2 separate regions of the Homo sapiens genome follow, and region 2 is linked to region 1. Evidence: chromatin loops called from intact Hi-C (ENCODE). Cell type or tissue: endothelial cell of umbilical vein. All regions are shown on one strand. Each heading gives the region's core, and the rest is flanking DNA. Links, peaks and the distances in the headings are about the cores only. Region 1 has its middle 100 kb from the start of DIP2C. Region 2 overlaps ZMYND11 (zinc finger MYND-type containing 11).

Region 1 (16,338 bases), core at 5,701-13,700:
GGGGTACTGCTATTAAGATACCTGAGGCCAGGCATGGTGGCCCATGCATGTAATCCTAGCACTTTGGGAGGCCGAGGGAGGCAGATGATCATCACCTAGGTCAGGAATTTGAGACCAGCCTGGCCAACATGGCGAAATCCCGTCTCTACTAAAAATACAAAAATTAGCCAGGCGTAGTGGCGAGTGCCTATAATCCCAGCTGCTTGGGAGGCTGAGGCAGGAGAATCACTTGAACCCAGGAGGCCGAGGTTGCAGTAAGTCAAGATCGTGCCACTGCATTCCAGCCTGGGTGAAAAAAGTGAGACTCCATCTCAAAAAAAAAAAAATGTGGAAGCAACTTTGGAACTGGATAACAGGCAGAGGTTGGAACAGTTTGGAGGACTCAGAAGAAGACAGGAAGATGTGGGAAAGTTTGGAACTTCCTAGAGATTTGTTGAATGGTTTTCACCAAAAAGTCCAGGCTGAGATAGTCTCAGATGAAGATGAGGAACTTATTGGGAACTGGACAAAGTTGATTCTTGCTATGCTTTAGCAAAGAGACTGGCAGCCTTTTGTCCCCTAGAGATCTGTGGAACTTTGAACTTGAGAGAGATGATTTAGGGTATCTGGTGGAAGAAATTTCTAAGCAGCAAAGTGTTCAAGATGTTTGGTGCTCTTAAAAGCATTCGGTTTTATTCCTTCACAAAGATATGGTTTGGGATTGGAACTTGTATTTAAAAGGGAAGCACAGCACTAAATTTCAGAGAATTTGCAGCCTAACAATGCAATAGAAGAGAAAAACTAATTTTCTGATGAAAAATTTAAGCCAGCTGCAGAAATTTGTATAAGTAACAAGGGGCCAAATGTTAATTGTCAAGACAATGGGCAAAATGTCTCCAGGGCATGTTAGAGGTCTTCATAGCACCTCCTCACATCACAAGCCAGGAGGCCTAGGAGGAAAAAATGGTTTCGTGGGTTGGGCTCAGGGTCCTGCTGCTTTGTGCAGTCTGAGAACTTGGTGCCCTCTGCCCCTGCAGCCACACCTGTGACTGAACATCCAGGCATTTCCATACAACCTCTGAAATCTAGGTGGAAGTTTCCAAACCTTATTCTTGTCTTCTGTGCACCTGTAAGACCAACACCATGTGGAAGCTGCCAAGCCTTGGGGCTTTCAATCTCTGAAGCCATGGCCTGAGCTGTACCTTGGCCCCTTTTAGCCATGGCTGGAGCAGCTGGGACACAGGGCGTCAAGTCCCTAGGCTGTACACAGCAGGGGGGCCCTGCGTCCAGCCCACAAAACCATTTTTAACTCCTAAGCTGCCTTGAAGGTCTCTGATACTCCCTGGAGACATTTTCCCCATTGTCTTCGTGATTAACCAAGTGTTACTTATGCAAATTTCTACAGCAGGCTTGAATTTCTCTCCAGAAAATGGGTTTTCCTTGTCTACTGCATTGTCAGGCTGCTAATTTTCCAAACTTTTATCCTCTGCTTCCTCTTGAACACTTTGCCACTTAGAATTTTCTTCTGCCAGATATTCTAAATCATCTCTCAAGTTCAAAGTTCCACAGATCTCTAGGGCAGGGGCAAAATGCTGCCAGTGTCTTTGCTAAAGCATAGCAAGAGTCACCTTTGCTCCAGTTGCCAACAAGTTCCTCATCTCCATCTGAGACCACATCAGCCTGGACTTTCTTGTCCATATCACTATTAGCATTTTGGTCAAAGACATTCAACAAATCTCTAGGAAGTTCCAAACTTTCCCACATCTTCCTTTCTTCTGAGCCCTCCAAGTCTCTAGTAAGTTCCAAACTTTCCCACATTTTCATATCTTCTTCTGGACCCTCCAAACTGTTCCAACCTCTGCTTGTTACCCAGTCCCAAAGTTGCTTTCACATATTTGGGTTCTTTACAGCAGCACCCCACTTCCGGTACCAATTTACTGTATTAGTCTGTTCTCACACTGTTAATTAAGACATACCTGTGACTGGTTAATTTATAGAGGAAAGGAGGTTTAATGGACTTAGAGTTCTACATGGTTGGGGAGGCCTCACAATCATGCCGGAAGGCAAAGGAGGAGCAACAGCACGCTTTACATGGCGGCAGACAAGTGAGCTTGTGCAGGGGAACTGCCCTTTATAAATCCATCAGATCTCTTGAGACTTACTCACTATCATGAGAACAGCATGGGAAAACCCACCCCCGTGATTCAGTTATCTCCCAGCAGGTCACTCCCACAACACGTGGGGATATGGGAGCTGCCATTCAAGAAGAGATATGGGTGGGGACAGAGCCAAACCACATCAGAGATGTTCCCTGGATTTCTTCTATCTGGATGTCTACCTCTCTAGCAAGATTAGGGAAATTTTCTTGAGCTATTCCCTCAATTACATTTTCCAGGTTGTTTACTTTTTCTCCCTTCTCAGGAATGCCAATAATGTGTAGGTTTGGTCACTTTAAGTAATTCTGTGTTTCTTGAAGATTTTGTTCATTAAAAATTTTTTTTCTATATTTTTGTCTGTCTGGGTTAGTTCAAAAGACTGGTCTTCAGGCTCTGAAATTCTTTATTCTGTTTGGCCCAGTCTATTGGTAAAGTTTCAATTGTATTTTGAAATTCCATGAGTGTTTCAATTCCAGAAGCTCTGATTGATTTATTGTTAAGATTTCTTCCTTCATTTCCTGGGTGGCTTTAGAAGTTTCTGTGTGCTAATTTTCAACTCCGTTTTGCATCTTGTCGAGCTCCCTTTGTAGCAGGAAGAGCTGCAGACAAAACCCCTCGAAACACCGAGTTTAGGAAAGAAAGGGCTTTATTTGGCCGGGAGTGTCAGCAGTCTTATTCTCAAAAAACCAAGCTCCCTGAGTGAGCAATTCCTGTCCCTTTTAAGGGCTTACAGTTCTAAAGGGGTCTGTGTGAGAGGGTCGTGATTGATTGAGCAAGCAGTGGGTATGTGACTGGGGCCTGCATGCACCAGTAATCAGAATGGAACAGAACAGGACAGGGATTTTCACGATGCTTTTCCATACAATGTCTGAAATCTATAGATAACACAAGCAGTTAAGTCAGGGGTTGATTTTTAACTACCAGGCCCAGGGCATGGCACCGGGCTGTCTTCTTGTGGATTTCATTTCTGCCTTTTAGTTTTTACTTTTTTCTTTGGAGGCAGAAATTGAGCATAAGACAATATGAGGGTCTCCTCCCTTACCTTGAAATCCATGCCTACATATCTTACCTGTCATTTCTGAGTTTCTGTTTTGGTCAGGGACCATTGCTGGAGAGCTACTGGGATCCTCTGGAGGTGTCCCTACGTTCACATTTTTCATGGCACCAAAATTCTTCTGCTGGCTCATCTGGAGATGCTGGCACTTCTAATTTTTGTAATTATTTTCTTGCAGGTAGGATTTTTCTCTTCTTTCTCCGTAATATTATCTTTTAATCCCTCCCCCACCCCCTGGTAGGGGGCTGTGACTGTTGTGAGTACTAGGTGGGGTCTTTTGGCTTTGCCTCTAGAGCCTTATGCACTTCTGTCGGCAGGTTTTATATCGGGGTGTGCAGTTTGACCCACAAGCCAGTAGATGGTGTGTATGGGTAGGAGTGGCTGTGGCCACTGGGGCTGGGTATATCCTGGATCTTTGTTTACTGGGAGAAGCTTTCTGTTGCCTTAGGCAATGGGCTGATACTTGGAGTGCACAGAGGTCTGAGCTCCCTGCTCAGCCCAGAGGTGGGGTGGGGAGGAGGGGGTTGTAGGGGTGCAGGGCTAGACTGGACGGGTCCACCACCAGGTCCTCCGTTGGCCAGCACAATCACCAGCACCAAGGGAGAACCCAGGGGGCGGCCACTAGGTACACAGAGGTGGGCCCAGGTGTGGAGCTGGGAAACCTTCTCGGCCCCAAGCCTAACTGTGTTCTTAATTTTCAAGGTAATTTTGGCTATTCTAGGTCTTTTGTATTTCCATGTAAGCTTTAGTGGCAGCTTGTCGTTTCCTGCCGGGGTTCTGATCGGGATTGCAGGGAATCTATACACCCACTGGGTAGGACTGATATTGGGTAGGACCGACATTGGGTAGGACTGACATTGCGTAGGACCGACATTGGGTAGGACCGACATTGCGTAGGACCGACATTGCGTAGGACCGACATTGGGTAGGACCGACATTGCGTAGGACCGACATTGGGTAGGACCGACATTGGGTAGGACCGACATTGCGTAGGACCGACATTGGGTAGGACTGACATTGCGTAGGACCGACATTGCCTAGGACCGACATTGCGTAGGACCGACATTGGGTAGGACCGACATTGCGTAGGTCCAACATTGGGTAGGACTGACATTGCGTAGGACCGACATTGCCTAGGACCGACATTGCGTAGGACCGACATTGGGTAGGACCGACATTGCGTAGGACCGACATTGCCTAGGACCGACATTGCGTAGGACCGACATTGGGTAGGACCGACATTGCGTAGGACCGACATTGGGTAGGACCGACATTGGGTAGGACCGACATTGCGTAGGACCGACATTGGGTAGGACTGACATTGCGTAGGACCGACATTGCCTAGGACCGACATTGCGTAGGACCGACATTGGGTAGGACCGACATTGCGTAGGTCCAACATTGGGTAGGACTGACATTGCGTAGGACCGACATTGCCTAGGACCGACATTGCGTAGGACCGACATTGGGTAGGACGGACATCTTGACGGTATTAGGTCCTCTGATTCTCTATTTAGGTCTTAATGTCACTGTTTCACTTAATTTCAGTGTTTGGTAGTCAACATACTCAAGTCTTACACACCTTTTGTTAAATTTATCTGTAGAGATTTCATATTTTGATGTGATTTTTTCCATTGCTTAACTGTTCATTGCAAGCATATAGAAATATGGTTGGTTTTTTAATATTGAATTTATTTTCCTTCAACTCTCAGAGCTGGTTCCAAGCCTGACTTTTATTCACTGTTGCCTCTGAACACCTGGGTTGAATCTTCTACTCTCTGCATCCTTTGAACTTGTTTAAAATGTGCATGAGCAGCTGTCCCCTGCCCATTTTACGGAGTAGTGAGGGTCGAAGGAGCCCTTTGAGAAGGAAGCATTCTAGGCCTAAAGTACTAAATTGTTTACACAAATATCACAGATCCTGGTCCACCCAGGCCCTAGTGCTCGGCCAGCATTTGGTCCTGTGACAGAGCTGAGCACCAGGGGAAAGTCGGAAGAACTGTTTAAAAATGCTTAATAGCATGGTTCAAAGTTGTGTGCCATTTTTTCCTCAGACTCGTTTACTTTAAGGAAACAAAGCTATAGAGGGTGAGTGCTAGATGGGAAAACCATGGCTGTGGCTCCGTTTTTGAAGTCTGCAACATGTTACACCATTTCTTCTGGTTTCCAGCCCCTTCTCATCCCATTTATGTTTTATTTGGACTGTTTTTGATACACCAGAAATCAGTGACAGCAATAGAACAGCTGTTATCCAGCAGCCCTGACTTAATTTGACACAGCAGTGACTCAGAGTGTGGTCTTTCGGTGCAGCTATCTCCAACAATAAGCATGAAAAGAAACATTAGAGAGCTTTTAAAACACTTTTATTTTTAAGGTTTTTTTTTTTTTTTTTTTTTTCTGAGACACGGTCTTCTTCCATCGCCCAGGCTGGAGCGCGGTGGTGCCATCATGGCTCACTGCAGCCTCCATCTCCCGGGCTCAGTGGATCCTCCCACCTCAGCCTCCCGAGTAACTGGGACTACAGGGGTGCACCATTACACCTGGCTAAAAATTTTAAATATTTAGTAGTGTTCTGTTTTCTAATTCATGTTATTCCCGTGGATGGCCCAGTCCTGAGGGCCACCCCTGCCCAGTGGTGCTCAAGGCTTCACAAGACCTGACCCTTCCCAGTGAACGCTGACTATACTGGGGCCGAGCATTTGACTGCAACACAGCCAGTTCACATGCTGGTAAGCAGCCTGGGACCTATGCTTGTGAGTGAAGACTGGGCCACCAGGTCTGTATTATCAGGTGAACACCCAGAGAGGCACACAGACCCTGTGTGAGCAGACGTCGTGGTGGGAGAGGAAGGGGCCCCACACAGCTGCCCCGCACCCACAACCCTGATGGACAAGCTGTGCCCACCTTTTTGGGAGGACCGACGCCCTGCAGTCTGATCAATACCCGCAGCTCTTGGCCGTTGGCTGTGTCACAGCTGCCTGGAGGCCTGGCCCCTAGATTTCTGATGAAGAACTGACTTTGAGAACTACTGCTCTACAAAGATGACAATCCAGTTTTATTGTTGACATATCACTAGTGAGTCGGCGTGATCTGTTTGGCAACTAGGTGCCTGCACACAGGCACACATACATGCACACCCAGGTAGATGCGCACACATCTGTGCTCACTCAGATGCACACACAGGCACACGTACGTGCACACCCAGGTAGATGCACACACAGGCACATGTACGTGCACACCCAGGTAGATGCACACACAGGCACACATAAGTGCATACACAGGCACAGACATGCACACACAGGCACACACATGTGCACACACAGATGTGAACACATACATGCACACACGCACAAATACATGTACACACACTGGCAGACACAGGAATGCATGCACGCACTCATACATGTACACATACACATGCATGCACACACTCATAGATGTACATAGAGACACAGGTACACATACACGCACACAGGTGCACACATGCACACACATGCACACTCACTGGGCTGGACTGGGGGGCAGGTGTGGGCTTCAGTGCATCTGCATCTGGATCCTCCATAGCTGTTCCTGGCTCCAGGCTTGCCTGTGGCTCAGTGACTCAGAACCACCTGGGAAAACTGTAAAGCTGGGGTGCTCGGCTCCCTGGGGGTCTGGCCTAGCTGGTCCGGTGGCAGGGTTGGAGTGCACTGGGAGCTCTGCGGCAGACCCTGCACAACTCTGTGACTCGCTGGCAACAGGCTCGCCTTGTCTCGACTCCTTGCCTCGACTCCTGCCTGTCCTTCCTTCCTCTGTGAAAGGCACGTCACAGTCCAGTCCTCCTCAAAGTGTGGCCCAATCCGCATCCCCTGGGTGCTGTCAGAGCTGCAGACACCAGGCCCGGCCCTGTGCTCAGGCAAGTCCCTGAGACAGGGATGCGTGGCTGAGACGCCGACAGACACATCTCTTGGAGGCTTTGAGAAGGAGCCGATGGCTGTCCCTAGCAGAGAACGACCCTTCAACCCAGGCAGGAAGCCCATCTGAGACTCCATGTGCTGGACCCCAGTGCCTGTGCTATGGCGTCTCATCACAGACACTAGTGCGCAGGCTGGTGATACAGATGCCGCGGCCAGCCTGGAAGGAGCCGCCTTGGGGACGAAGATACTTCTGAGGACCCCTGGAGGCCTCTTTCTTCCTGGCCCCTGGCTGGCCTCACCCTTAGATGACGGTGCTGGAGGAGGGGAAGTGCAGTGCAGCGGACACAGATGGTGGTCCAGGTAAGAAGCGTCACCCCGACAGTGCCTGGGGGCCCAGCTCAGGGATGCCTGCTGCAGACCACCTTTCCTAGAAGCTCCACCTGAAAGGTTTTTTTTGAGACAGGCTCTGTTGCCCAGGCTGGAGTGCAGTGGCATGATCTTGGCTTACTGCAGCCTCGAACTCCTGGGCTCAAGTGATCCTCCCACCTCAGCCTCCTAAGCAGCTGGGACCACAGGTGCACACCACCATGCCTGGCTAATTATTTTTGTAGTACAGGGTCTTGCCGTCGAACTCCTAGCCTCCCGAAGCACTGGGATTACAGGTGTGAGCTGCCATGCCCAGCCCTGAATGGTTTTTAAGGCGTGCACACACAGTCTTAGAGCTGGATTTTTCCAAAGCCGGCTATTTCAGCCCTGCTCCACGGGCTCGTCAGGTCCCTTTGACTAGGGGTCTGTGGCTGCCAGAAACAGGTTTGGAGGCCGGGACGTGACCTCCTGCTGAGGGCTGACCAGCTTGCTGGGGAGAGACCCGGCAGGGAGACTCACTGGCCCTACAGCTTGCTGGGGAGAGACCCGGCAGGGAGACTCACTGGCCCTACAGCTTTCCCTGCAGCTGGGCCTGGCGCAAAGCAGCTCAGACTTCAGCCTCGCAGGCCACACCCCTCCCCATCGGTGACTGCTGCCCTGAGTGAGGCCGGCACACGGCCCCCTCCTGCGTTGTCTCCAGGTCTCTGTCCACTGATCTCTATCCTGGCAGCCTCTGCCCTGCCTCGCCAGTGCCTGCTGGAGGTCAGGGGGCGGCTGTGGGCCTGGGCACGTGAGGGGCAGTGACTGTGCCCGCTTGGATGTGTGCATGGAGTGGGCAGTGCAGGAGCCCAGCGAACAAGGAGCATGGGGCTGGCATTTGGCCTGGGAGGCCTGGCGCATCTTCCTCTTCCTGCCCTCAGCGCCTCTGCTCCGCTTTCTAGCCATGTCGCACTCGGGGATAAAACCGAGGACATTTGGGGAAATTCTTGGCATCACGTATTGGAAAGGCAAAGGGGTCCCAGGCTCCATCTTCGGGTGCTGTGGCCTGAACTGTGGAGCTCAGACCTCCCCACGCCCCGGTTGCCTCGTGCAGACAATTGGGCCAGGAGGGGGTTCTGCATGCGGCAGATCCAGCCACTGCCAGGGCACCCAGAACCACGCGCGCAGGTTCAGTGTCAGTGCCAGAGAAGCCCGGCCCAGCCGTCCCTGTCCGTGTGGTTGTGGCTTCAGCAGACCTGCCAGTGGCCAGTGCTGCCTCACGAGGGCGTCTGTGGCCAGGCTCACCAGAGACTGGAAAGTTCCCGGAGGACAGGGGGACGGACACCACGCCAGCTGGAGCGATCTTCTGGTGACGAGGCGGCTCCACCATCCAGTGGCAGCTCCTTGATGTTCTTACTGTCATCGTCCCCAAAAATCCCAACAGAATTCCACGTCAGGAAACAAAAAGGAAAGACACACCCGTGGCGAAGGCCCCAGCCCCACCCCCTGCCCAGATAGACAGCCATCGGCGTGCGACAGAGACCCAGGAGAGGCTCCCTTGCCCCCTGCGTCCACACTGGGTGAGCCTGCAGCGCTGGGCAGGGCACCATGGACACCTGGCGAGGAAACGCAGCGGCAACATCTGCCTGCGCAGCCTGTGGCGGGGGCTGGTGTCGAAGGGCGCATGGGCCTTGCAAAGGGGCCCCAGCCAGCGCCCCCTGGCCCCGGAGCAGAGCTCTGCAAGGTAGGACTTCCCCGCGGCCTCCCAGGGCCATGTTTGGTTTTGCTGCCATTCTGGGAAGGCTGTGTGCCTCGCAGTTGTGCTCTGGGCCGAGTTTGTCTTCCTGACCCGTCACAGCAGCCTCAGCACTTTAATCCCGTCCAACGTGGCAACATCAAGGCACGTCCGTCAGGGGGACCTTTGAGCCCAGCGGGGCCAAGCGGCCTCCCAGCTGGAGCGCACAGAGGACAGCCAAGCCGACGTCCCCCTGCCCCAGAGTGGCCTCTGGAGCCAGCGCTGTCTCGGCAAAACATCACCCACCAAGTTATGTTCATGTTGGTTTTTAATTACATTTGTTTTATTTGCGGCTATTCGGCTTTATGGCGGAATACAAGTCAGCAAGAGCTTGTGCCCAGTTTTATTAAGCTGTTTGTACAGCATAAGTAGCCATTAAATCAAAACCCTGGGCAGTGGCAAGACTTTCGTTTCTGTTAAAGAGGGTCTGTGTGTGATTTCAGTCTGAGAAACACTGGGCCCCCGTGCTCCACGGTGACCACCTGCCACACGTGGGTGGTTTGGCAAGAGAAGCCATGTGGTGTTTCCTCCGAGTCCACACCAGGATGATGGTGCGTTAGCGATATGTGGTCAGAGGACACATCACCGTCAGAATTAACCCCGCCCGTCTCACGTTGCTTTTTAATGTGACTCCCAGGAAGCCTAGGATCCCCTGCGCAGCGCGTTCTGTGTATGGAGCAGCAGCACGAGCTGAGGCTCTGCTCCCGGTCCTTCCCTAGACCCCCTGCAGCTGCTGCCACCCTGGGTGCTGACCCTCCAGCCAGGGGTCTCGGCTTGGGCCCTGCAGGAGCGTGTGGCCCGGTCCCATCACCAGCGGGTCTCTGTGTCCAGCTGCACCAGCTCCTTCGGCTGGGGCCCTCCAAGGATGGCTGGGGCTGTGGGCGGCTCCAGGCCGGCTTCTGCCGTGCACCTGGTTTCTAACCCACCCGGAGCCATCCTACTTCCTAAGCTCTGTCCAGCGCCCAGTGGCTGGCCCAGCCTGGGATGAGGAACGTAACGGGGATGTGAGGTCAGTGTGGGGAGAGTGAGGGGCCTCCCAGGGCGGCTCCCACATCCTGCCTGTCCTGGCAGCCTCCCAGCCAGAACTCCTGCGGGGTGAGTCTGAACTTCCATATGGACCTCCGCCTGCTCCCGCCTCTTTGCCATTCAACCCCCGGAATCTGTGAAAAACAAAATAAAACTAAAACCCAACTCTCACCAGGCACGGTGGCTCACGCCTGTAATCCCAGCACTTTGGGAGACCAAGGCAGGTGAATCACTTGAAGTCAGGAGTTTGAGACCAGCCTGGCCAACATGGTGAAACCCTGTCTTTACCAAAAATATAAAAAATTAGCCAGGCGTGGTAGGGCACGCCTATAATCCCAGCTAATTGGGAGGCTGAGGCAGGAGAATCGCTTGAACCCGGGAGGCGGAGCTTGCAGTGAGCCGAGATCGCGCCACTGCACTCCAGCCTGGGCGACAGAGCGAGACTCTGTCTCAAAAAAAAAAAAAAAAAAAAAAAAAAGCACTAGTAGAAGCTGCCACCAGAGAGAGGCTCACATCCAGTTTTCACAGGACGCAAGAACTTTGCAGCAATGGCTGTGATTTCGCCCGTGGCTGGAGGATGTCTCGAGTCTGGACGCTGCCTCGGTGCGTGCAGCCGGGCTGGTGAGCCTGTTTCCCGCAGTCTGTGCTGCGCCCCAGGGATCTAGCAATGGCCGGCACCGTCCCCGCCTGCAGAGGACCTGGCAGCCAGGCAGAGCGCGTGTCAGCCCCAACACCGCAGACACCAGGGATTTGTTTCTGACAATCTGGAGGCTGGAAGTTCCGGGCCAAGGTGCCGGCCGACCTGGTTCCTGGAGCCACCTCGCGCCTTCCCTCTGCACAGGCAGGGAGCACGTGGTGTCTGTTCTTCTCCTGGAGGCCACGGCCCATGGGATCAGGACCCCACACTCCCGGCTCAGTTACCCTAACTACCTCTGAAAAGGCTGCGTCTCCAAATACCACACGTCGAAGCTGAGACTTCAGTGAATGGATTTGGGGGATGCGGTGCTGCCCGTGGCTGCACCTGTGACAGCTGAGGAAGGGACAGGTCTGGGGTCTGAGAGGAGGGCGGGGTGGTTCTGCAGAAAGTGGGGAGGAAGAGGCAGTGCGTTTAGGTAGGGCCTCAAGGAGCAGGTGGACTCGGCCGCGGACAAGGCGAAGTCATCCAGCAAACATGGAGCAGCGTCGTGTGCGGAGACACAGGGACCCTGGTAGCCTGAGGCCTGAGAGCCGGCTGGGGGCAGGCGTGGGGTGTCCACCCAAACGGCTGCACAGAGGGTCTGAGCTGACCCTGAGGGCAGTGGGCAGTGATGTCAGATTTACATTCAAGGCGGTCTCCTGGGAGAAGAGAAAGGCCTGGACCCCGTGCTGGCCACACCCTTACCCGAGACGAGGACCCCCGCCCCACCCCGCCCCCGCACCACAGGCGCCCATGGGAGTCAGCAGAGGCTGGAAGTCGTGGTTGCCTTTGAGCGGGGGAGGGAGGGCGGGGTGGAGGGGCCACGCTTCCCCCTGCATACTTCCCCCTGCATACTTTGGGGTCTTTGGTGCTGTGCACAGTTCTTGCCTATGAAAAGAGTAAAGTAAGTTAGCTGGGTGCAGTGGCTCACACCTGTAATCCCAGCACCTTGGGAGGCTGAGGCAGGCCTACTGCTTGAGCCCAGAAGGCTGAGGCTGCCGTGAGCCATGATCACGCCACTGCACTCCAGCCTGGGTCGAAGAGCAAGACCTCATCTCAAAAACAATTTTTTTTTCCCCAGGAAAGTAAAAGAAATCAATGACCTTTCATTTCATTTTTAAAAGGAAGAGTCTGCACTTGAGAAATGGCATCCGGTGGCAAGGCTGAAACTTCTTCTTGGAGGGGCTCCAGCTGCAATTCAGTTGGGAAAGCTCCTCGAAGGCCGCCTTGTGTCGGCCATAACGCCCTGCTTAGAGCCCTCGCCCTCCCCTGTCTGTGTGCGGCTGGAGGCCTCGTCCGCCCAGGTGCTCTCCCCAGCCCTCCCTCGGTCCTGTCCTGACCTTAGAGATAAGGTGCCCCTGGACCCTGGAGCTTCTCCCCTGGCCGGCCAGCCCCGCCCGGCTCCATCCTGCAGGACGCCATGCATTGAAATCTGGGGACTGGCCTTCAGGGTCCTCCTTACCTCTAGGCCACTTTGTAGCTTAACATTTGTGGTTCGCTGTAAAGTAAATACCCCCCCACGAGGACTTCCCTAGACACTCAAAGCTGGTCTCGAGGTTCGGATCCTACTCCCAGTGTGTTCTCTGTGGTGAGACCCCTCACCCCCATCAGCCTACTCCGCCTCCCATTTATTTATCAGTCCCCCCTCTCACTTGCACACTGGTAAGGAGCACCTCTGGGCCGGAGACCCCACGTGCTCAGGCAGCTGCCACAGGCATCTTGCTTTGAACAATAAAATTGGGCAGAAATGACTGTCACCTGTGGGGGCACGTCAGAGTCGGCACTGACCCTCCAGGCTCCTCCCAGGGCTGCGCGGGGACATGAAGGAGGGCAGTGTCCTGGGGGCCGATGGACCCCTCCAGCCAGCACGCCAGGGAGGCAGGAGCTTTCGCCTGCCAACGCCCTGCCTTGGGGTGTCTGTTCCACAGCCCACCCTGGCCTGTGCTGACACCCCGCAGCTTTCCATGCGGCCCTGAGATGCTGATGGGGCAGGAGAGCGGGCAGGAGGGGCAGGGGGAGGAAGCTACAGCAGCCACTCTTCCCAGCAGGAGACACGGCGGGTGCTGCGGGCAGGGGGCTGGGGGCGGCCAGCTGTGAGTGAACTGGGGACGTTGCTCTCTGGAGCCTTCCTGGAACAGTCCTCGGAGGCCCTGGCCGGCTTCGAGGGCACAAAGGCTGCCCCGCAGCACACGCTGTATGGGGCACACAGGGCTTCTCCGGTCCGGCCCCTGCAGGACGCCAGGTGTGTTTCCTGGAGAAAGGTGCCAGCAGCCTCGGCCCGCATTGATCAGCCACGAGCCCCTCTCGTGCTCACCAGGGCTCCTCAGCGGATTAAACAGCAGAGAGGGGAGCCAAGGGCCCGCCGTGAGACGCTGGGAAGCAGCTGCCGGTGGAGTCGCTGTCGTCAGCGCTCGGAGGAAAGCGCCCAGTGGGTACGTGGCGCAGCCGTGAGCCGGGGATGACTCAGGCCCGATTCACAAAGGACCAGAGAAGCCCGATGCGGGGACGCCGGGGACGCCGATGCCACTCCTGCCCCGGGCGCTGCGGGGGCGGGAGGAAGACGCATCCCCCAGTCCCCTAGACCCGGGAGGCTGGAAGCTCCCACGCGCAGAGGGGCCAGCGGGGAGCCGGCCAGGGGTGTGCGTAGGTCCTGGCTTCTCACTGCTGTGTGCAGAGGCCGGGCTTGGCTGGGAGTTCAGACCCCGGGGCGGGAGGTGGGGGGCAGGTGGCGTCTGCTGCTGGGGATGGGAGGGAGGCTCCCGGAACGCCGGGCGTGGGAGCGGTGACAGCTCTGTCTGCGTCTGGCCTTGGGAGACAGTTTGTCGCCTGCAGGAGGCATTGCAAATCCTGCCCCGGCTGCCGCCTTGGCCCTGTCACCAGGTGCTGGCTGGTCTGGGAGGTGGACAGAGGGACGGGGCCTCTCAATTACCCCCGTCACCAGGTGCTGGCCGGCCTGGGAGGTGGACAGAGGGACGGGGCCTCTCGGTCACCCCCGTCAGCAGGTGCTGGCCGGCCTGGGAGGTGGACAGAGGGACGGGGCCTCTCGGTCACCCCCGTCAGCAGGTGCTGGCCGGCCTGGGAGGTGGACGGAGGGACGGGGCCTCTCGGTCACCCCCGTCAGCAGGTGCTGGCCGGCCTGGGAGGTGGACGGAGGGACGGGGCCTCTCGGTCACCCCCGTCAGCAGGTGCTGGCCGGCCTGGGAGGTGGACGGAGGGACGGGGCCTCTCGGTCACCCCCGTCAGCAGGTGCTGGCCGGCCTGGGAGGTGGACAGAGGGACGGGGCCTCTCGGTCACCCCCGTCAGCAGGTGCTGGCCGGCCTGGGAGGTGGACGGAGGGACGGGGCCTCTCGGTCACCCCCGTCAGCAGGTGCTGGCCGGCCTGGGAGGTGGACGGAGGGACGGGGCCTCTCGGTCACCCCCGTCAGCAGGTGCTGGCCGGCCTGGGAGGTGGACGGAGGGACGGGGCCTCTCGGTCACCCCCGTCAGCAGGTGCTGGCCGGCCTGGGAGGTGGACGGAGAGAGGGGGCCTCTCGGTCACCCCCGTCACCAGGTGCTGGCCGGCCTGGGAGGTGGACGGAGGGAGGGGGCCTCTCGGTCACCCCCGTCACCAGGTGCTGGCCGGCCTGGGAGGTGGACAGAGGGTCAGTGCCTCTTGATCACTCCTTGGCCAGTCTAGTCCTGGCCTTTGCTGCACACAAATGGGATGGTTTGAGGGACAGAGCATCTTAGAGCCTCACAGGTTCCTTCCAGCTTCAGCACACAGCAGCCTTCTGTGCAGAAAGCAGATTGATTCCTGTGTCAGAAATCGGTGAGGGTGCCGCCTGCTCCACGGGAGAATGAGGGCAGCTTGTGGATCAGAGCGGCAGTCGCTGTGGAGACGGGGGCCAGGTCGGGCCGGAGGAGCGCTGGCCGCTGGGTGGGAAGAGTCCAGGGCCCACTGGTCACAGCTGCCTGTCTCAGAGTGGACGGTCCCAGGGTGGACGGCGGCGCTGGTGCCCGGCCCCTCCTGCTTCCCGGCACAGGCACTCCTCACCTGGAGGAACAGGCAGGTCCTCACCCCAGGGCCGCGCTCTGGTTCAAGAATCCCTTATCTTCTTGTGGAGAGGAGGAATCCTGTATTTCCTGGTGGTCTCCGAAGTGTGGTCTGATGGAAATAGGATGCCAACCGCATTCAAGAAAGGAGAAACAGGCTAAGCTCATCTTAGTTCATTCACCCAATACATCCAAAGTATGGCCACTGCACACCGTCAGCACAAGAGATTGCAACGTGGTTTCCGTGCTGTTTTCCACACTGAGCCTTTGGCCTTGCAGATCACACCGGGTGCGTCTTGGGAGCCCAGCTCTGCGGGGCCAGGTCCGCACCCGGACTGCTCAGGTCTCCACTGGGCAGTGTCATCCAAGATGCTTTCACCAGCTCCCCGGGGATTTCTGGTTGGAGGGAACATGGTCACTCTCAGCTGAGCTCCTCCCACTGCTGAGGACCCCAGAAAATGACCAGGAGTAGAGAGGGAGGGCACAGGGGGGCCCAGGGCCATCCAGTTCCCAGCAGCTCCGTTCCTGCCACTACAGGCTGCCACACTCAGCTGCATGTCTGCTGTGTTGACACTGCTGCCCTGGCTGGGGCGAATCAGCGCCTCTTCCTTCTGCGGCATGTCAGTCTCTCTGCCTGGCCCTCCTGAATGTGGTGGGATACACATAACGTGACGTTTGCCATTGCAACCATTTCTAAGTGCATAATGAGTGGCATTAAGCACATTCGCGTTGTTGCACATCCCATCTCCAGAACTTTTTTTCTTGTAAAACTGAAACTCTGGTCCCATTGAACAACTCCTTATTCCTGCTCCCCCAGGCCCTGGAACCCACCGTTTTACTTTCTGTCTGTGAATCTCATGACTCTAGGGACCTCATGTGAGTGCAATTACACAGGATTTGTCCTTTTGGGACCGGCTGATTCCACTCAGCATAACATCCTGAAGGTTCATGCGTGCTGTAATGTGTGTTAGAAAAAGGCTGGAAATTATCCCACTGCATGAACAGACCTCATGTTGTCCATTCGTCCATCAGTGAATGCATGGGTTGCTTCCCCTCTTTCAGCTGCTGTGTGCAAATAGCTGTTCCAGACCCTGCTTTCAGTTGGGGCGGTGGCTCATGCCTGCAATCCCAGTGCTTTGGGAAACCGATGCAGGAGGATCACCTGAGGCCAGGAGTCTGCCACTAACCTAGGCAACGTGGCAAGACTCCATCTCTACAAAAAATTTAAAAATTAGCTGCATATGTGTATTAGAGCGTTCTCACGCTGCTAATAAAGACATACCTGAGACTGAGTAATTTATACAAGAAAGAGGTTTAATTGACTCACAGTTCAGCATGGCTGGGGAGGCCTCAGGAAACTTACAATCATGGCGGAAGG
Region 2 (16,338 bases), core at 4,876-12,875, 610 kb after region 1:
AGAGATAGGGTCTCAATATGTTGCTCAGGCTGTTCTCAAACTCCTACTCTCAAGCGATCCCCCAATCTCAGCCTCCAAAAATGCTGGCATTTCAGGCAGGAGCCAACATCAGCAGTTTTTTAAAAAGGAAAATTAAAAGAATGTGGGGAAAAAAAGACTCGGAACTCTCTTTCTTGGGGAGATATTGTGACAACTAATGATTACTGCTATGAACTCCGCCAAGTTAAATACCATCACAATTAGATGGAACAAACATTCAGAACAGATAAGTTCTCCTATTTTGTTACAGAGATGAGAATTATTAGTCCCTAAGAATTCAATTAATTATGAGGATCTGAGACTTAAATCCTTCAAATGGCCACAAATTCTACTTGTGGGATTTCTTTTTTTTTTTTTTTTTTTTTTTTTTTTTTTTTTTTTGAGAGAGTCCTGCTCTGTTCCCCAGTCTGAGTGCAGTGGCCCGATCTCAGCTCAGCTCACCACAACCTCCGTCTCCCAGATTCAAGTGATTCTCCTGCCTCAGCCTCCCAAGTAGCTGGGACTACAGGCGTGCGCCACCATGCCTAGCTAATTTTTGTATTTTTAGTAGGGACAGGGTTTCACTATGTTGGCCAGGCTAGTCTCGAACTCCTGACCTCGTGATCTGCCTGCCTCGGTCTCCCTAAGTGCTGGGATTACAGGCGTGAGCCATGGCGCCCGGCCGGAATTTCTTTTTTAAACTGCAACCCAAGTCTTGCTATGTTAAGAATCCTGGCCTGGCGCGGTGGCTCACACCTCTAGTCCCAGCACTTTGGGAGGCCGAGGCGGGCAGATCAGAAGGTCAGGAGATTGAGACCATCCCGGCTAACACAGTGAAACCCCGTCTCTACTAAAAATACAAAAAAAATTAGCCAGGCATCCTGGTGGGCGCCTGTAGTCCTAGCTACTCTGGAGGCTGAGGCAGGAGAATGGTGTGAACCCGGGAGGCGGAGCTTGCAGTGAGCCGAGATCGCTCCACTGCACTCCAACCTGGGCGAAAGAGCCAGACTCCGTCTCAAAAGAAAAAAAAAAAAAAAGAATCCTGTGTTTGAAGATGATACTGCCATTTATTCTGATGTGTCCAGTGTAGTACACAACATGGAGAACACTCCTTTGATTTACCTCTGTCAGAAGGAATTATTTGCTTTTGGCTCCACTTTTAAACTTCAGAAAATAGCCTGTGCCTTTAGCAACCGTCTTTTTTTTTGTTTTTTTGTTTTTTTGTTTTTTTGAGACGGAGTTTCACTCGTTGACCAGGCTGGAGTGCAATTGCGCAATCTTGACTGACTGCAACCTCCGCCTCCCGGGTTCAAGTGACTCTCCTGCCTCAGCCTCCCCAGTAGCTGGGAGCACAGGTGCCTGCCACCAAGCCCAGCTAATTTTTTGTATTTTTAGTAGAGACAGGGTTTCACTATGTTGGCAAGGCTGGTCTCGAACCCCTGACCTCAGGCAATCCACCCACCTCAGCCTCCCAAAGTGCTGGGATTATAGGCACAAGCCACTGTGCCCACCCCGCGCCCCCACCCCCACCACGCTTTTTTTTTTTTTTTTAAAGAAAAACCACAAGATTGTTGTGAGATGGGATGATTATGACGGTAACATAGTTTTTAAATCTCCCCAAACCTACTAGATAGAGTTACTGGAAGAATACCAAATAAAGCAAAATGCCTTTGGACAACATACACAGTACAACAAAATTAGGTCATGCGAACTCCTATGTATCCCAAAATTTGAGCAGGTGAGAACAAATCTCTGAGAGCTACAATCCTGATTGGTATCGAGACCCTTACAGAAGACAGAGAGGCACAACAGATACTAATGGAACAGAGAGTATAGGAGGGTAAAATGCCCAACAAAGACTCGCTGGAAAGCACAGTAGGCCCACTTGATAATAGCACTGAAACTGGTCAGGATTTTACACACTCCCATTTGCAGATGACTCATGGTAATTCATGAATTTGTGGTAAATTCTTAAGGAGCTAGAGCTTAATGGGGCCTACAAACACTCAAAATTAAGCAGTCACAGTTCCTTTCCAGGACAAAGCCCGGTATTACAGAGAAAGGCTACGAATAAAAGTAACAACTACTACCGCAGTCAGTTGAAAAGACCCTAAGTATAAGAAAAGGTGATTCCACAAAAAAAAACGGGGAAAAGATGGAGAAAAACCCAGGAAATCTCAGGAAAAATTAGGCTCTATTTTTACCACTTCATAAACATGGCATAGGGAGAACTTTAGAGCCATAAATCTGGAAAGAGTATTCAGAACCACTCTGCCCTGCCACAAGTTTAGGGAAAGTGATTTCACGTAAGAATGACCAACAGAGAGGACTATGGCACACGCAGCAGAATGACACCCTGATGGTCAGAAATGTGCCAGAAAGACAAGCCGACAAAACAGAAGGAAGCTAGAATCTACGGTCTCAACACATGAGAAAAGACATGAAGAAAATGATATAAGGTAAACAAGCTATAAATCAGAAGAAAAAGTCAGAATTCTGAGTTAAACATTTGAAGTAAATGGAAAAAAAATCACTTCAGAAATGAAGTCTAAATTAGAGGGTACACAAAAATGAATATACACCAGATAATGTTACATAAAAAGAGGTTGCAGTGAAGGAAAAATACTAAAAATCAAAAAGAAAAAAGATGAAAAGAATTAAAAAGTACAAATACAGAAGACAGGAAAAGAAGATCCAACATACTAAGAGAGGCTCCAAACTAAATAAGGATGTGTGTAGATAAGAAAATAATAACATAATCATAACTATACATGGTATATAGAATATTTAAGATTTTCTTATTCTAATAGCTGTGTATTTAATGTTGCATAAAATAACTGACTACACGAGATTCTAAAATTTTATCACAGATGATGTCCCTGAGAACCATGATTCTCACCATGTCAGAAAGTAGATAAAGATTTTAGATAGAAGAGTTAAGTAAATAAAACCCAGTAGCCACAAAGTTCAATGGAAAATATCAGCATGAACTCAGGAGGTGTTTTTATCTTTTAAAAGTATATGCATTTCATAACTCTGTCCAAAGGCCTAGAAAGACAGACCCACCAGTAGCAACACTGAGTAGCCAGGAGGTGCTCTTAAAATACATTTTAAAACTAAAAGAAACCAGAGCACCTGGGAGAAATCAATGGTTCCAGGCCTGGGGCAGGATATGTACAAGAAGATCCTGAAACATCTTGTTCATAACAAGCAGAAAGTAGTTCAGGAGCCAGCACTGCACAGGCTCCAACTGGTCAAAGATAGCATCAATAAGGGGTATGTCGAAAATGGACTGAAATATATGAAATGTAATTAAATGCATGAATTCCAAAGGGCAATTTGTTTTTAAATCTAATTGGTTACCATTAAAGGATCCTATTTTTAAAACTGCTAAATACATAAAGAGAATGAATTATTCTACTTTTCCCATATGAACCATACCACATGGTAACCAAATAGCAGAGGATGGGAAGCTATGTCCTTATAGAAGCAGTCCAGTTAGAAAAGGAAAGATAGATTGGATGATTATCATTTGGCAGTCCTTAATGAGTTCCTGGATCTAGCGTCAATTGCTATGTACATCACAAAATGAGAAACAACTGACATCATGTGTGTCCTGATGGTAGAACATACCACTCCCAGGGAATAGTCTTGCCCCCTCCCCCAAGCCACCAGATGCAGCTATCAATCTCCATGAAATAAAAAGGACTGAGCAACAGGTTAAACTAGACTACAGGGATGCAATCAGCAAAAGCCGGACTATGGAAAAATCACAACCAATGGCCAGGTTTCTTCAATCAGTTCCAAAAAAAAAAAAAAACCAACAACAAAAAAGAAGAGAAACCTAGAGATTAAAAGAACAAAAGCAAGCACAACTAAACCATTATACAGAAGTAAACTAGAGTGTTTAGGGTGTACCAGGCTAAGAGCCAGTCACCCCAAAGCCCACAACTTTTAATGCTTGACAAAAACCGTGTAGCTTTTTTTATAATGGCGTCACTCATCAGTCAAAATAAGAAATGAAACTTAATGACTAACATGCATTCTTGACAGTAACCCTACTACAGCCTTCAGTACCTTAAGATATCTGCAAAGTTTAAAAGATTATCTTTATGTTCGGACTTGACTAAGCAGAGCGACTTGATTGAAAATGAATCTAAGGCTTGAAAAGTATTTACCTACCGAGAGTACAGAATAGGAGTATTAGGCTTTAGAGCAAAAGATCTGACTTCCTGCCATAATGCAATGCTACTTCCTAACTTACCTTAGGCAAGTTTAATAAACAAGGAAATTAATATTAGCCAAGAAGCAAAGGCACTGGCCGGGTTAGGCAATTTTCTAGACAGTTCTTTCTTGGAGCTGTCTAGCAGGGAAACAATGACAAATGTGATTAATGTTATGAAGGAAGTACAGGATGCTCTGATGTGAGCTACATAATAAAAATAAACATGGCATACCTCTCAGATGAGATGAGGAAGAGGAAACACTTGGGACCCAGTCTTAAGCACTTAACCTCTGATTCTTTCTTTTTCTTTTTCATCTTTAGATGAGACTAATAAAAACCAAGACTATCTGGTAGGTAAATAAATTTATTCATATTTAATTGTAAAACTATGGACCTTACAACATGAAGAAAAATAAGCCTTGGCATCAGTTAAGGCTATGCTGATGAAGAAAGGAGAGAAAAGAATGCTTATCAATAATACATAATGCAAAATGAGATGCAGGCAATCCTGTTAATCTCCATGTCTTTTACTACAGTTTAACATGTGTATACATGTACACACACGTGTTGTAATAATCCAACAGGTATCTGCCACCCATTACTGTGGGAGTTAATTATCTTACTCCCAGATTAGAAGGTGGTCACAATCTAACAGCAACATTCACACTGGGAGATTCTGATAGCTGCTTAGAGAAATGTCCCTAAAGCTTCTAGAGAAACATGCTACAGATGAACAAAGGTCATCTGAAAAACTGAAACGGCTGTCATGTTTACATGATTTTAATTTAAAAAGCTGAATCCAAAGAAAACCTTATTTTATTTAAACATTCTTCTCTAAGCAATTTTTATGTAAAGGATGGTTTTTTAAAAATCTCAACCATAAGAAAATACTGTTTTGTACTCTGAGTTTTTTTAAAATGTTTTACATCAACATCATTTGCATGTAGTTATCATACCCCAAATTATGTGCTTTATTTAAAAGCATAATAATTAAAATAATGTACTATTTATTTTATTCTTATTGTTCACATAGTATTATCTTTTTTTTCTTCTACTATCTTATAGGAGCAAGGAGTTGTACATAGCTTTAAAATACCACAAAGGCGAGTACAGAATTGGAGCCACATATATCCTCACCCCTTCTCTATCTCCTTTTTTCTTCCCTCTTAAGTAGCCTTTGGGTTTCTTTGTTGGTTTGTTGTGAGACAGGGGTCTCACTGTTACCCAGGTTGGAGTGCAGTGGCCTTTCCTCGGCTCACTGCAACCTCTGCCTCCCAGGCTCAAGTGATTCTCCCACCTCAGCCTCCTGAGTGGTTGGGACCACAGGTGTGCACCACCACACCAGGCTAATTTTTGTATCTTTGGCAGAGACAGGGTTTCACCATGTTGGCCAGGCTGGTCTCAAACTCCTGAGCTCAGGCGATCCACCAGCCTTGGCCTGCTGAAGTGCTGGGATTACAGGCGTGAGCCACTGAGCCCATCGTTAAGTAGCCTTTGTAATCTTCTTCACCAGCATACAGGGAAAGGACAAAAATACATGGAACTCAATATATTACTTATTAATAAAGGCCAAAAAAAGCATTTATTTAAGTGAGTTTTGTAAATTACTCCCATTCTCCATTTCTACCCATAGCATCTAAAGAATGTGAAAAGTATCAAGAAATTTTCTCTAAATTATTTTTAAAATTCCAAACACTTAAAAAAGATAAATTTAGCTTTATATCTTTAAGAATACCCAGAGAAACAAAACAAAACCAAGTTCCTAATTGAAGACTCCCTTATAATTAGCATACAACATGTAAATAGAAGCTTCATAAGGTACTTTGATTTTTTTTTTTGGTATCCTGAATCTGTCTACCCATATAAATAGCATGAGAAACTAGGGGATGGGGGTGGACAATTTTCTTCTTTAAAACTGAATGTTTATTTAACATGATTTCTAAAATACAGAAGGAAATTGTTAAAAATTCTGTTAGTGGGCTATAAAGTAGTAAGATGTTTCTTACTACACATACCATGCCTATCCTATGTTAAAATTAGTAATAAACAGTAGACTGTTTTTAGATAGCTTCGCTACATAAAAGTGATTCACTAAAGGTGTTTTTAATAAAAGAATCTCTGGCCAGGTGCAGTGGCTCACGCCTGTAAATCCCAGCACTTTGGGACGCCAAGGCGGGCGAATCACGAGGTCAGGAGTTTGAGATCAGCCTGGCCAACATGGTGAAACCCTCTCTCTACTAAAAATACAAAAAATTAGCTGGGCGTGGTGGCGGGTGCCTGTAATCCCAGCTACTTGGGAGGCTGAGGCTGGAGAATCACTTGAACCCGGGAAGCGGAGGTTGCCATGAGCTGAGATCGGGTCACCACACTCCAGCCTGGGCAACAGAATGAGACTCCGTCTCAAAATAAATAAATCAATAAATAGAGTTAAAAATTTGGTTAACTAAAAAACTATTATAAATAGTATATAGTGATATTTTCCTTATCTAATTTTTCTATGAAACTTCTAAACACAAGTTGTTTGTGTATGTTTCTGTGTTTGTTTTTCTAATAATACTCCTGCAAAGCAAAAAGTGTCTTCAGTTCTTTGTAATATATGTTGATTAGCATAACAGATAAAATTTTTTTTGGCCTTTCCCCCAAAGTCTTCTACGACATTTTACAGAGATATTTGTGTTTAAATTTACTTACTTTGTAATACGGTCAATGTTGGCAATCTGCTTCTGGTTCCGTATAATCTCAATGGCTGCCCAAAGATGCTGGATAGCTTTTGTATCCGCCTGTCGTCTTTTTGTTAAACGTGCCATGACCTGTTTACTTCTTTAGCTGCAGTAATAAACAAAAACATAAGGGAAAAAAACAGATTACAAAATGAATTATCAGTATAAGTGAGTAACATTATCAGGACCTCTCAACTATTGATTATACTTAGTATGTAGTATTGCCCACTTTCTATTTTTTTCTACCATCCACATCACCAGTTACTTCATATAAAGTATCATTCATTTCATTACATCATGAAGAATGACATTCTAAAAGCCAAAAAGTTAAAAAGGTTATCCCAGGAAGGATAAGTGGTCACTTCATACCAATATACTTTCAGAAAATGCATTTAAGTTTATTCTAAAACACAGAAATACTCCAAGATAAAACTTCATTTGTTGACATCGCGTTGTTTGTAATTTGATCAATACAAAATGGAATTTAAATATTCTAATTGGCACTTTAGTTTATTATAATCATGGCTTAAAAATCAAATTTTATATACATACATAGATATATGAAAACAATATTATTTTAAATCAAACCATGAACATTAAATATAAGAAAGTTACTCCTGGAATGAGATGTGAAAGGTTGAGGGACAGAACACTAGAAGGTCACAAATTATGAAGAATGGTAACATTCTTGGATTAGGTGTAAGTTTTGGGGGTATTTATTACACTATTAGGAAACAGCATTGTTATTTTACTCAAATTTTAGTATTCCAGATGAATTGAAGAAAACTGCCACCACACCTCCCACCTCCCAATAATTTTCCTGCTGTCTCCTGGCAAGATGGGGAAAGAAAAGAGGTTAAACCCTGGATGTCCGGAGAGCAGTGGTATCACAGAGAGGATTCTCTTAACTCAGCATGGAGAGACGTGCTTGTAGGAATCTGGTAAGCGTTTGTCATGAATCCTAGCATTGGGGACGCACTGAAACATCTCTCTAGATCATACATGTTATCATGCTGAGTTTAAAATCTAGGTTCTTAAATATACAGTGAACATTAAGCCTTCTGAGATTGCTGAAATCTCCTTGACCTGCCCTTTCCTATCTTTTAAGTTTAGAGAATGAGGGAGGGAAGCACTTTGCTGTGTTCCATGACTGGCCAAGACAGCCACAGGAATCTCCTTTTTCTCTACCTCTGTGTTTCTTCACAGCCTACTCAGTTCCCCTCCTTTCTCAGGCAAACACAAATAAACTATATAGTTGCTATCAAAACCTGAGAAAACTGGGTCAGTCAGGCTCCTAAAATAAGATGTCTTTCAGAATTACACCACCATCAGAATACATTTTGAACATGTTTAAAGGTATTCCTGAATATTCTCACACTATTACTTCTAATAGTTCCAAGCTGCTCCACAGAGCAAATAATTCAAAAACAATACCAGTATTCAAGTTCTAAAGAAAACTTTAGGAAAATCAGTTAGTTCTGTATAAATTTATACATAATGAAAATATAAAAATTATAACTTAGGAACACTTCCATTTTAGACAGTAATCACTTTTAAATGTACAAAAATTTATCTGTTTAAGTGCACTTGTGTTGGAGCACCAACTTTCAGAATCCAATATGCCTTAATGGAAGGAATTCATTGGTAAGGATTTAACATATGTCAGAAAGTGACATCTAATGGTGAACTGTAATAATACAACTCAATCCTGTGAGATTATATAAATACTCAGATAAATGAACAAAGTTTCACTCATTCTTACATAGTTAAAAATATATACAGGTGTCCACTTTATCTAAGGCACTGTGCTAGACACAATGAAGTAGTTAAAACTGTATAAACGGCGACCCTTGCCAAGAAAATAATCTAAAACTGGCAGAGGAAATTTGACATATACATGGAACTAACTGTAAGGTCATATATGACATATAAATGGTCCACAATATGTGCTATAAAAATTCAGACAAGGGAGACACTACTTCTCGCTGAGGTAAAATTTCAGCAGAAAGAGATGAGGAACTCTGCAAAATGGTAAATATGTAGGAAAATGTAAAAGCCAATTTTTCCCTTTCTTAATTTCTTTAAAAGATAATTGGCAGTTTAAAGCAAAGATAAAAATAATTGATAGATGTCATTAGGCTTATAACACACGTAGAAATAAAATATATAACAACCAAAGCACAAAGGAAGGGAAGTGGGAGTAAGCAGAAATATATTATTATAAATTTCCTATATTTTACGCAAGTAGTAGTATATTAATTCAAGGGAGGCTATTGTAAATTAAGGATGCATATTATAATTTCTAGAGCAAACACTGAAGAATAATACATATAGGTATAGGTAACAAGTCAACTTGTAAATTTTTTTTCACAATTCATGATATGTAAGAATATGAATAATTTGCTCAGAACTATAAAAAATACAGCAAAGCTGTAAAATGTAAAATGTTAAATTTAACAGCAAAGCTAACATTTTAAAATAATACCATAATAAATAGTAAATGTAACTATTTATATAACATAACCAGAAGAATGTAGTGGGGACTAAGTAGCAGAAACTCTAAAAGTGATGTCACAGATTCCCAGAAATGATTAAAATCAAGATTAAAGAATGAAGCAATGCTACATCTCAGAAAAACAGGTGTGAAGTTAAAAATCAAAGATTTTGAGAACTACCTGAATCAAGTCACAGAAAATAAACATACCTTGTAATACAGGTACACTATAAGGAGGATGATCATTAGTTATAAGAGCCCACGTAGAACATTGCAAAAAATGCCAGGGAAAGACAAATCCAAGTGAGAGAAATACAATGAAGTTTGAGGCATATTACAAAGGTACCAAAAACAACTTGACCCATGGAGGCAAGATCTCTTTAAAGTGCAACCATAAATTATCCTTTCTTATGAAATCTAAATTCATTCACTCATTTAACATATAATTCATATATGCGTGTTACACACCAGGTGCTCTTCTATGCTCTAGGGATATAGCAATAAGCAAAACGGACAAAAATCCTTCTCTCATCCAGTACATGACTAGTGATGTGACTAGATATAAGAAAAGAACAGCAATTTGAGTGTTCATCAATAAAAAGAAAGTCTTAGAATCCTGGGTACAGAGAGCTGATTACTTAAGGTCCTTGTTGATATGGCCAAACCAAATCTTACAGTCCATCCTTATCTGAGTGCACATTGCATTACTGCTCACAGTTCCCAATTATGCTCCCAAACTTCACACCTCCATCTCTTTGTTTATGCAGTTCTCTCTCCCTGGAATGTTCTCCCCTGCCCCTTACCAATTATTAAAAATTTCCCTATCCTTTCTAGGATCTACTTTAATGCAATTTTCCCTGACCAGGCTTTTCTCCTGGAATCAAACCAAATAAAACTCAATTGTCCTCTGTATTCTAATATCAATTTGTTTATACATCTCTTACAAATGTATTGCTTTTGTACAAAAGTATTTTGTACAAAATTCCTCAAAAGAATTGTTTTAATTCAACTAAGATACGTCTTATTCATTTTTATAACTCATGTTTTTCAAGGTGCCTAGCAATTTTGAACATACTAAACCTTCAATATAAAATTATTAAATTCACTTTTTTTCAGCTGTTATGTAAATAACAAGAGCCCAGAGTGAACCTTCATTTATGTTTTATCAAAGATTGAGACATCAAAAAGAAAGAACAGAAGACTCTTTGTAGAGATCATTAATACAGTCTTCAATCTTTGTTCTGCTCCAACACATTTGAGGAATATTACAGGCTCCTTTTGGTAAAAGTAGACCATGATTCTCAAGAAGCCTGTAGTTAAAAAAAAAAATAAAAAGTAGCAAAAACTTCTGAGTAACTTTAATAAGCCCCTAGGTGATACTGATATTCTCTATCCCAACAAATCCAGATGTACTGCAATCTCCTCAGTCTACAGAAGTGTCACTTTATATCCACACTACTTCTACACAAACTGGGGTGAGGGCAAAAGGGAGAATAAAGGAGAAAACACGTCAGAAAAAAACTTAAGAATAAGCAAAATTAAACAAGAAGTTGCTTGGTGATATATACATATTTGTGAAAACTGCTTTAAGGAAACGATAAACACAATAGTTAACAAGAACAGTTGAGGGTGCAGGGAAGAGAGATGGAGGAGCACAGTGTGAAAATTCAAAACACCAAATAGGTTCGATTTTTACTTCTGGTGGTAGGTTCAGGTTTTTTATCAGTATACTGCATAAAATGTTTTCAAATATTTGCATCAAATATTATTACTTTTCCCCAAAGTGTATTAGCACTTTTAAATTATTTTTCATTGTCTATTCATACCATTTTCCCATTTATATATTAATTTTTATATTAGGTTTATCCATACAATGCTTTTCTCTTTGCCTCTTAATAAACACTAAATACAATTTTACTGAAATCTAGCTATGTATTCCTTTATCATTGCTTTTGTGATCAGAAGTCCTTCTACACTCAAATCAGAAAAATACGCAATTATATTTTGTAGTTTTTTATTTTTGTTTTTTATTTTTTGAGGCGGAGTTTCGCTCTTGTCACCCAGGCTGGAGTGCAATGGTGTGATTTCGGCTCACTGCAACCTCCACCTCCCAGGTTCAAGTGATTCTCCTGCATCAGCCTCCCGTTGTAGCTAGGATTACAGGCGTGCGCCACCACAGCTGGGTAATTTTTGTATTTTTAGTAGAGATGGGGTTTCGCCATGTTGGCCAGGCTGGTCTTGAACTCCTGACCTCAGGTGATCCGCCCACCTAGGCCTCGCAAAGTGCTGGGGAGAATTACTTTTTTAAAATTATGATTAGTAAACTTTATTTTTTAGAGCAATTTTAAGTTCACAGCAAAATTGAGTGGAAAATACAGAGCTCCCACATACTCCCTGGCCCCACAAATGCACATGCACAGCCTCCCCTATTATCAACATCCCACACCAGAGCAATACATTTGTTAAAAATCAACAAACCTACACTGACATATCATTATGACCCAAGGTCCACAGTATACATTAGGGTTCACTCTTGGTGTTGTACATTCCATGGGTTCTGACCAACGTATGAATGACAAGCATGTGCCACTGTAGTGCCCATGGGTTCTGACCAACGTATGAATGACAAGCATGTGCCACTGTAGTGCCCATGGGTTCTGACCAATGTATGAATGACAAGCATGTGCCACTGTAGTGCCCATGGGTTCTGACCAATGTATGAATGACAAGCATGTGCCACTGTAGTGCCCATGGGTTCTGACCAATGTATGAATGACAAGCATGTGCCACTGTAGTGCCCGTGAGTTTTGACCAATGTATGAATGACAAGCATGTGCCACTGTAGTGCCCTTGGGTTTTGACCAATGTATGAATGACAAGCATGTGCCACTGTAGTACTCATGGGTTTTGACCAATGTATGAATGACAAGCACGTGCCACTGTAATGCCCATGGGTTTTGACTAATGTATGAATGACAAGCACGTGCCACTGTAGTACTCATGGGTTTTGACCAATGTATGAATGACAAGCATGTGCCACTGTAATGCCCATGGGTTTTGACTAATGTATGAATGACAAGCACGTGCCACTGTAGTGCACATGGGTTTTGACCAATGTATGAATGACAAGCATGTGCCACGGTAGTGCCCATACAGAATAGTTCCACTGAATTAAAAATTGTCTGTGCTCCACCTATTCATCCCTTCCTTCCCTAACCCTTGGCAACCACTGGTCTTTTTACTACTGTCTCCACAGTTTTGCCTTTTCCAAGATGTCACACAGTTGGAATCATACAGTATGTGGCCTTTTCAGGTTGGCCTCCTTCACTTAGTAATATGCATTAAGTTTCCTCCATAGCTTTTTATGGCATGATAGACTGTTACTTTTTAGTACTGAATAACATTCCACTGGCTGCATATAACACAGTTCATCCATTCACCTACTCGAGGAAAGGTTGCTTCTAAGTTTTGGCAATCAAAACAAAGCTGCTATAAACATCCATGTGCATGTTTTTATGTGCACATAAGTTTTCAATTCATAAGGGTAAATACCAAGGAGTGTAGCTGCTGGTTCGTACGGTTAGAAAATGTTCAGTTGTATAACAACCTGCCAAACTGTCTTCCCAAGTGACCGGACCATTTTGCACTTCCACCAGCAATGACTGAGCGCTTCTATTGTTCCACATCCTCATCAACATTTGGTATTGTCAGTGTTTTGGATCTGAGCCATTCTTATAAGTATGTGGTAATACCTCATTGATGTTTTAATTTTTAATTCCCTAATGATATATGATATTGAATGTATTTTCATATGTTTATGTGTCATCTGTATTTCTTTGGTGAGGTGTCCAGCCAGGTCTTTTGCCCTTAAAAAAATTTTTTTTTTAGTATTTTTGAAACAGGGTCTCACTCTGTCACCCAGTCTGAAGTGCAGTCAAAGCTAACTATAACCTCAAATTCCTGGGCTCAAGCGATCCTCCTTAGACTCTAGAGTAGCTAGGACTACAGGCATGCACCACCATGCCCTGCTCATGTTTTATTTGTTAATGTTTTGGAGAGGCAGGATTATGCTATGTTACCCAGGTTGGTCTCCAATTCTGGGCCTCAAGTGATCCTCCCACCTTTGCCCTTCTGTCCATTTCTAGAACATGTTCTTCATTTTCTTATTATTTAATGTTAGACGTTCTTTGTATGTTTTGCTTGATGGTCCTTTATCAGATGTGTCTTTTGCAAATATTTTCTCCCAGTCTGTAGCCTGTCATCACAATTTCTTGACATTATCTTTGACAGAACAAAAGTATTAAATTTTTCTTGACATTATCTTTGACAGAACAAAAGTATTAAATTTTAACGAAGTCCAGCTTATCAATTCTCTCCTTCATGGATCATGCCTTTGCTGTTGTACCTAAAATATTATCACCACACAAAAGGTAATCTAGGTTTCCTCCTATGCTATTGCCTAAGAGTTTTACAGTTTTGTATTTTACATTTAGGTCTCTGATCCATTTTCAGTTAATTTTTGTGAGGGATGTAAGGTCTTTGCCTAGATGATTCTTCTTTTTTTTTTTTTCTGAAAGTGGATGTCCATTTGTTCCAGCACCATTTCCTCAAGGGCTATTTTTTGCTCCAATGTATTGCCTCTGCTCCTTGGTAAAAGTTGAACTGACTGTATTTATGTGAGTATTTCTGGGTTCTCTATTCTGTTCCATCCATCTATTTGTCCTGTCACCAATGCCACATTGTCTTGGTCACTAAAGTTTACAGTAAGTCTTTAAGTCAGGTAGTATCAGTCCTCAGACTTTGTCCTTCAATAGTATGATGACTATTTTGGGTATTTTGTCTCTGCATATAAACTTTAGAATCAGTTTGTTGATATCCATGAAATAACTTGCTGGGATTCTGATTGAGACTACATGAATCCATACATAAAAGTGGGAAGAATGGACATCTTGACAATATTGTTTTCCTATCCATGAACATGGAATATCTCATCATTTATTTAATCTTTTATCTCTATCATCAGAGCTCTGCAGTCTTCCTGATATACATCTTGTCCACAATTTATTAGATTTCTACCTAAGCATTTCATTTCGGGGGTACTAATGTAAATGATAATATGCTTTCAATTTCACATTACACTTGTTCATTGCTGATAAATAGGAAAGTGATAGATTTTTGTATATTACCCTCATATCCTGCAACTTGGCTACAACCACTTAGTAGTTCCAGGGTGTTTTTGTTAATTCTTTTGGATTTGCTATATAAATGATCATGTCATCTGTCAACAAAGACAGTTTTATTTCTTTTTTCCCAATCTATTTGCTTCTTATTTCTGTTTATTATCTTATTGCATTAGCTAGTACTGCAGTTTGAATGTTTTCGTTTCTCCAAAATTCACGTGGGAAATTAAACCCCAAGGTGACGGCATTACGAGGTGAAGACTTTGGGAGGTGATTGGGCCATGGGGGCTCTGCCCTCATGAATGGGATTAATGCCCTTATAAAAGAGGCTTCAGAGACGTGCCTGGCCATTCCATCTCTTCTGCCATGTGAGGACACAGCAATAAAGTATCATCTTGGAAGCAGAGTAACCCTTACCAGACACTGAATCTGCTGATGGTTTTGATCTTGGACTTCCCAGCATGCAGAACTGTGAGAAATAAACTTCTGTTATTTATAAATTACCCAGTCTGTGGTATTTTGTTACAGCAGCAGGAATAGAGTAAGACAGCTAGGACTTCCTATATGACATTGAAAGGCAGTGTGGTGAGGGGACATTCTTGCCTTGTTCCTGATCTTAATGGAAAAGCTTCAAGTTCCTTACCATTAAGTATGATGTTAGCTGTAGGGTTTGTAAAGATATTCTTTAACAAGTCAAGGAAGCTCCCTTTTATTCCTAGTTTCTTGGGAGTTTTTATGAAAGAATGTTGGGTTTTGTCAAATTCTCCTTCTGTATCTGTTGGTAAGATCATGTGATTTTGATAAACTATTTTTATTCTCATTTAGTTGCAAATATTTAAAAGTTCCTCAAGATTTATTCTTTGAGCCCTGTTATTCAGAAGTGTGTGTTTAATCTCAATATATTTGGGGATTTCCCAGCTTTCTGTTATTAATTTCAAACTTCATTCCACTGTGGTCTGACAGCAGATATATTATTTCTATTAAGTTTATTAAGGTCTGTTTTATGGCATCGAATGTGGTCTATGTTGGTGAATGTTCTGTGTGACCTTCAGAAGAACGTGTGATCTGCTATTATTGAATAATGTAATCTATAGATGTCAATTATATCCAGTTGATTGATGTTTTTGAGTTCAACTACGTCCTTACCAACTTTCTGCCTGCTAGATCAATCTATTTTTGCTAGAGGCATATTGATATCTCCAACTATAGTAGTGGATTCATTTATTTCTCCTTGCAGTTCTATCAGTTTTTGTGTCATATATTCTGATGCTTGGTTGTTAGGTGCGTACACATTAAGCACTGTTATGCCTTCTTAGAATATTGACTCCTTTATCATTATGTACTGCCCACCTTTATCCCTTATAACTTCCCTACCTCTGAAGTCCTTTGTCTGAAACTGATATAGCTATTCTGATTTTCTTTTCATTAGTGTTACCATGCTATATTCTTTATCTCTTCAATCTGTATATTTAAAGTGGGTTTCTGGCAGTCAAGATATTGTTGGGTTGACTTTTTTGACCCACTCTCACAATCTCTGTCTTTTAATGGCTGTGTTTAGGCCATATTTCAAGTGATTATTAATACAGTTAGATTAATATCTACCATGTTTGTCACTATGTTCCATTGGTTGACTTTGTTATTCTTATTTCTGTCTTCCACACTTTTTCTACCTTTTGTGGTTTTAGTTGAGCATTCTATGCA

What was found. Hi-C counts contacts between places; a loop is a spot of excess contacts. Peaks named below come from ENCODE experiments on the same cell type or tissue, not always from the same donor. Only the 100,000 strongest peaks of a DNase experiment are listed, where the experiment ranks them.
Region 2: it touches region 1 in a loop (20-fold over the local background); 5 of 110 quality-filtered maps call a loop at or near these places.

Annotation. Positions count from the first base shown.
Region 1 is chr10:781,982-798,319 of GRCh38, reverse strand. No RefSeq gene overlaps it. Among named protein-coding and RNA genes, the nearest start is that of DIP2C, 100 kb to the right of the region's middle. RefSeq lists a cis regulatory region at 9,346-9,359 and enhancers at 9,281-9,425, 9,721-10,642. In endothelial cell of umbilical vein, for the core only: CTCF peaks have their summits at 8,721, 9,157 and 13,285; DNase peaks (open chromatin) are centred at 8,739 and 13,359; H3K4me3 peaks cover 1,013 bases.
Region 2 is chr10:170,725-187,062 of GRCh38, reverse strand. It overlaps ZMYND11 (zinc finger MYND-type containing 11), which reads right to left. Exons shown (of 15, transcript NM_001370100.5): 2 at 6,935-7,069. The coding sequence starts at 7,050. Among named protein-coding and RNA genes, the nearest start is that of ZMYND11, 43 kb to the right of the region's middle. In endothelial cell of umbilical vein, for the core only: a CTCF peak has its summit at 8,643; a DNase peak (open chromatin) is centred at 8,612; H3K27ac peaks cover 937 bases.